Regions from separate parts of the Homo sapiens genome. Here region 2 is linked to region 1. The links are chromatin loops, found by intact Hi-C in ENCODE. Cell type or tissue: mammary epithelial cell. All regions are shown on one strand. Links, peaks and the distances in the headings refer to the core of each region. The heading gives the core; the rest is flanking DNA.

Region 1 (2,930 bases), core at 232-2,731:
AGAAGTACAAAGCTGAAGATGAGAAGCAGAGGGACAAGGTGTCATCCAAGAATTCACTTGATCCCTATGTGTTCAACATGAAAGCAACTGCTGAAGATGAGAAACTTCAAGTCAAGATTAACAATGAGCACAAACAGAAGATTCTTAGCAAGTGCCATGAAATTATCAACTGGCTCGACAAGAATCAGACTGCAGAGAAGGAAGAATTTGAACATGCACAGCAAGAGCTGGAGAAGTCTTCAAGTCCATGATAACCAAACTGGACTAGAGTGCAGAAGGCATGCTAGGAGGAATGCCAGGGGGATTTCCTGGTGGTAGAGCTCCTGCATCTGGTGGTGCTTTTCAGGGCCCACCACTGAAGAGGTTGATTAAGACAACCCAACTATAGATGTAGCATTCTTCTACATAGTTAAAACACCGAAGAACCCAAATTTGTATCAAATTCTATGGCAGTTTTACGGTCGAGCTGCTATACTAAATTACTGGGCATTCTCAATACTTGAATATGGAACATGAGCACAAGGAAAGGAAATAACATTGCACTTTATAAACATTGTATTGTAAGTGGAAAATGCAATGTCTTAAATAAAACTGTATTTAAAGTTGGTATCAAAAAAAGATTAAACAAAAGAAAACTAACCACAACCTCCACCCCTGAATAAAAAAAAAGATTTTGAGCTGAAAATGAGCATTTATTTAATGTCTCTAGTGTTGGACAGTGGAAGAGGCAATGCTGGCGTGAGAAGTCCAGTCTCTAGGTACTCTACCCAGGATGCTTCTTACCATGTTATGATGTTCCTTAAATATGGCTTTGTTTCAAATTTTTGAACCAAAAAATTTTCAGGAATCCTTAGAATCACCATTTTTCACCACCTATTTTTTTTTTTTGAAACTACCTAGATAAAAAAAAGTAAAAAGAACAGGCTTTTCTGGTGTTTGAGCTATTAATAAAAATTATCATGCATTTATGTTCATCAGTGTCCACATAGTAAAATGAATTTATGAAATATTTAAAAAGTACCTATAACTACCTCCTTTTATTTCCCACCAAAAAATGGAGACTTAGTTGGGAAATCCACGTGTAAGCTTTCATCTGTAAAAGTAAAACTAAAACAACTAACATTTAACGCGGTAACAATTTGGGAGCAAATGGAATTTAAAAAGGAATCATTATTTTTACAAAATCAGACATTTAGTAGTTATTTAAAAATGGTGGCAAAATGATTCAAGCAAAGTAAAACATGCATTTTATATTTGAACTTCAAAAACAAGTATTTTCTCCTCACCTTTTTGATAAGGGAATGGTTTAAAACTGAAACTCACTTTTGAGGAAATATTTACTAATACTTTACACTTATGCATAAATCTTAAAAATCCCTTGGCTACACAGAATAAAACTGCAGAGTACATCAGTTATAAAAAACCAACTATCAAGTTGGAAATTTTCTGCCTTTACAAATCTTTCTTAGATTCTGGGTTTTCTAGCAGTCTGTTATTTTGGGCTGGATTCAATTTGGTTTCTATATCTGACCTGTATGATTGATTCACTGTATTATGGACTTTTTAATATTTTATTTCACTTGGAACTTCTTATTACCAAAACCTGGCAGGGCAATAATGATTGAAAAAATCCACCTGAACAAAATATGGCTTGTTCAAATATTCTATTTGGACACCAGAGGGCAGAAGAATCATTTGAAGTGAAGGAATTCTATAATATATCCTTTTGCATTCTTGCTTTTCTAGGCTTATTAACATTGCAGAGCAGTGATGTCATGGTTAAGCTAGGAGTTTAGGTTTGACTTTTTGTCAAAGAAGTACAGCATTCTGTCAAAACCAAAAACTTAAAGTAAGCTTGACACACTGAAAGTTGTAGTGTTTATTTAACTGAGTGATAATGTCAACAGAAGTCTCACCACTGGGAGAACAACTTAGAATTCAATCTTAATAGCAATACAGATGCAGAAAATGTAAAAACAATTTTTTAAAAAATAACCTACGTTAAAGCTTTAACTTAAGTGTAATATGGCTTTTAGTAAAGGTTCTAACAATTTCATAGAAAGCAAAGTATTCAGCAATACTTTTATTAAAGTAAGATGTGTTCCTCTGAATTGCAGTAAGAGAAATGGTAAGTGTAGTAAAGTTTCAAAATTCATTATTACTTGTGCAGAGAATAGACAAATCTCTGGAAAAATAGCATAAAGTTCTGTTTGGTTGCTCATTTGTTATCCCTTTGAAGGTAGAACAAAAGGTAGGTTAATGGCTTTTGATTTGGAGTTAAGTAGAGTAAGTTTCATTCCAGTCATAACAATTCATAAACTGTGAGAGCATGAACATATGTTTACCTTCGCTGGGCTTGTTTCTTATCTATAAAATTGGGATAATAATACCTACTCTGTGTGTTTATTTTAAGAATGTAGTGAGATAACGTATACGGGCTTATCAGAGTGTCTGGATCATAAGAAGTGTTCAGTAATGAGTTTGATCAAAATATTCTGGATATTTAGAGAGATAGAATCATAACTTTATATAAACAAAAATTACTGAAATTGGGCTGCTTTTAGAAAACAAATAAGAAAGAATGCCAGGAAATAATGTAAAATTCAATGCAGCTAATTTTAGGTGGGACATTCGGCAGTATATCAATCAGATAAATATTAGGAAATAAGTGCATATTACAGAATATTAACGAATAGAGAGAGAAGACTGATCAGAAAATTCAACATCCCTCTTCATTCCACTGTTTTTGGCAATATGATATTGGGAAAGTTATTTAATTATTCTGGGTATTCATTCCCTTCCCTGTAAAATGAGGGTGAATTACGTGGTCTTTATCATTCACTCCAGTTCTTACATTCTCAAATTTTACAGGCATAGTTTATCTGATACGCTGTGAAATATAATTTCAATGATTTAATGTGTAGTGTTAT
Region 2 (2,930 bases), core at 96-2,595, 430 kb after region 1:
ATATAATATTTTAGCAAAAGCTTATTTAGTTTTACTGCTTTCACAAATTTTTGGTTTAACCAGCAGCCTTCTATTACTCCCTTACAAATTCAATTTAATGGATGGTAAGAATATAATAGTTGGAATGTCTTCTTTCTAGGTTAATAAGTTTAGTAGGTAGCTGCTCTCTGCTGTGGATTAAATAAAAGTTTCAAATTTTGCTTTATCTTTTTCTGTTTCCCTTTATTCAAAAATCTAACTGCTTCTCTTAACAAATAAATCTAAAAAGTTTAAGTTACTCTGAAATAAGTGCATATCCTGATCGGATTAACTAAAAACAATGCTTGAAAAGTTTTTAAAAAACTACACACAAAGTTCTATGTCACTATAACACCATTTTTCTATCTTGTGTATGTAGGATATTTTTGAAATCTTCTGCTTTCCCTATTTTTGCCCTTCTTCCAGTCTCCTGAAATAAGCTCTCCCTGTCCTCAGGAATTCAGTGATCTAAACAACATAGAGTTAGAAGAAAACTTAGAGGCTTTCTTGAGTCTATATTTAAAATATATTTTACTCCTATTATCAATAAGAAATGTTTTAATAGATATACATATAATATTGATAAAATATTATCATAAATTAATTTTTATTTTCATATTTTCATCAGTGCATGATGATAGTTTTTAATTCTATTTTATTTCATTTCCATTTACTTCTATTATATTATCTTTTTATTTGTTGGGTTTTTTCTTGTTTTGTTTTTGTTTTTAAGTGTTGGTCACTCACTACTAAATTGATTTTGCATTTTAGTATTGGATTTTGACCTATAGGTGGAAATATACTGTCCTACCTTAGAAGGAATAAAATAATTTACATCTTAAGATGCCTGTTATGATAACTATTTCATTCCTTCTCATCTTTCTCTGCTTTTCTCCTAGTAAAGTAGATATCTCTATTCTAACCTCCTTTCGAAGGAGAGGAAATGTTATCTCCACAGACCTCAGGCCCATGGCAGAGCCATCCCATGAATCTTCTATCCTTGGATCTCCTTTTCTTTGATTTCCTGATAATCATAATGACTCTCAAATTGGCTTATAGTTCATTTCATCTTTTTAAAAAAATGTCTTGCCACCTGTCCTTCTTAAGCCACCCTACACACATATACCCTGCTTCCAGCTACTTTTCGGTTTTCTTTTTTAGTTTCATTTTTCTATCCCAGTGGCTCCTGCCCCAAGACTTTGTCTTAGATACTCCTCCTTTTGATCATAGCCCTTATCATCATCATTTTTGTAGAGCCCCAAACACCACTAGGGATAATTTAAAATGGCTGGAATCAAGTATGGTTAGCAAAAATGACTTCCAAAGATGGAGAAATAAAAAATTATTTTGATGAGAAATGGGTCCCTCTACTGGTTTAAAAAATAATGAAGATTTAATTAACTAATTTATGTCCCTTGAATCTTTCTGTCACTTTTCTAGCTAAGCATTGGACAATGATATCAAGTAAATAAATTAAAGTTTGAGAATATATGTCCTTGTTTAGAATTATATCAGGTAATCTCTCATATATGAGCTGAATCCCAGTCTGCTCTACTTCCCAGAATCACTCAGAACTCACTGGAGGGAAGCTCTTGCTTTTCTGCCTCTGGTATCTGCTCAAATGCAGGCACTCTTATGGTTACAAACTTTCCCAGCTTCCACTCTCTCTTATGTTTCTCACCCCAAACCTTTCAATCTATTTTCCCCCTTTCAATCTATTTTCCCCCTGCTTACCTATGTCCATCTTTATGAGAAATGAAGTATGTTATTTTCAAACCCAAAAGTATCCATCCTTGCAGGCACATGCAATTAAAGTGGGGTAGGCGCATTCCTATCATGACTTTCCAGACTTTCAGCTGTAAGATGGGGATGCATTTATACTGTTCAGAGAATCTCACTGTGCTGAGAACCTATATTCTTCTCTTGGGAATCAAATCACTTCCCTTCCTTTTTCCTCACTAACCTCAATTCCCAGTTACTCAGTGTTTATTGATCTCAGCTAGATGTAGATAGAAAAGCAAAGTTCAGGTCATAGGTCTCTGCTAGAGAGCTTTTGCAGTTTTGAAGGTTATCAGATTCACTATATTGCTAATTGGTGGATTTCAACAGGGAGGAAAAAAAAATCAGTCAATGTAGGCTGAGAAAATAGTTAAGTGCCAATAATCTTACTTCACGTTTAATAGTCACCACTTGCCTTCTCTATCTCATCCTTTATTTATCAATATTTATTGATTGATTCATTTTCTAATGGTTATACAATTTATTACTAGAGTCTAATTTTGATTTGATAATTTTTATCACTTATTTATAGCAATATAAATCACATAGTAATCTGCCGTTTTTCACTAAAGCCAACATATGAATTGTATTTGATCCTTTTTATCTGGAGGGCCAGCTGAAATTTTTAATTTTAGAAAACAAAAGCAAAAAGTAGAATCTTTTCTTAAAAAGAAGAGCAGATATATGTCCTTAATTCTGTAAAAACTCAATCAATAGAAGCCAGAAAGTGGTAAGAGCAAACTAATGACAACTGTTGCCAGACAATGTCTCCTTGACAGAATTAGCTACATAAATAATTTGTAAGGTCCCAGTGCAAAATAAAAAGTGGGGCTTCATGTTGAAAAATTACTAAGAATTTCATTATGCCAATAGCAAAACATTGAACTATTCTCAGGGCCCCTCTAGGTATATAGTACTCTTTCCAACTGCACAGGTCATGTATATCCATGAAGAAGACCTTGATTCTAGAACATGTTTTGCAAATGTATACTGAAAGCTACAATCTCCTCCTCATCTGTATCTGTATCTATTGTATTGAGTCTTTTTTTTTTTCTTCACAAGAAGAACTTTTTGGAAGAGTAGTCTAGTTGACTGCTAACAAATTCATTGGGAAACTGCTTATATGTGTGGAA

What was found. Peaks named below come from ENCODE experiments on the same cell type or tissue, not always from the same donor. Only the 100,000 strongest peaks of a DNase experiment are listed, where the experiment ranks them.
Region 2: a loop joins it to region 1, with 18 times the contacts of the local background. A loop is called at or near these places in 27 of 110 quality-filtered maps.

What each region holds. Positions count from the first base shown.
Region 1 is chr7:85,029,324-85,032,253 of GRCh38, forward strand. The region is part of intron 12 of SEMA3D (semaphorin 3D); the gene reads right to left. It also overlaps the pseudogene HSPA8P16. Among named protein-coding and RNA genes, the nearest start is that of SEMA3D, 160 kb to the right of the region's middle. In mammary epithelial cell, for the core only: a CTCF peak has its summit at 1,659 (motif pointing right); no DNase peak of the experiment used is centred there.
Region 2 is chr7:85,463,083-85,466,012 of GRCh38, forward strand. All of the region lies in intron 2 of LINC00972 (long intergenic non-protein coding RNA 972), which reads left to right. Among named protein-coding and RNA genes, the nearest start is that of LINC00972, 43 kb to the left of the region's middle. In mammary epithelial cell, for the core only: a CTCF peak has its summit at 1,391 (motif pointing left); no DNase peak of the experiment used is centred there.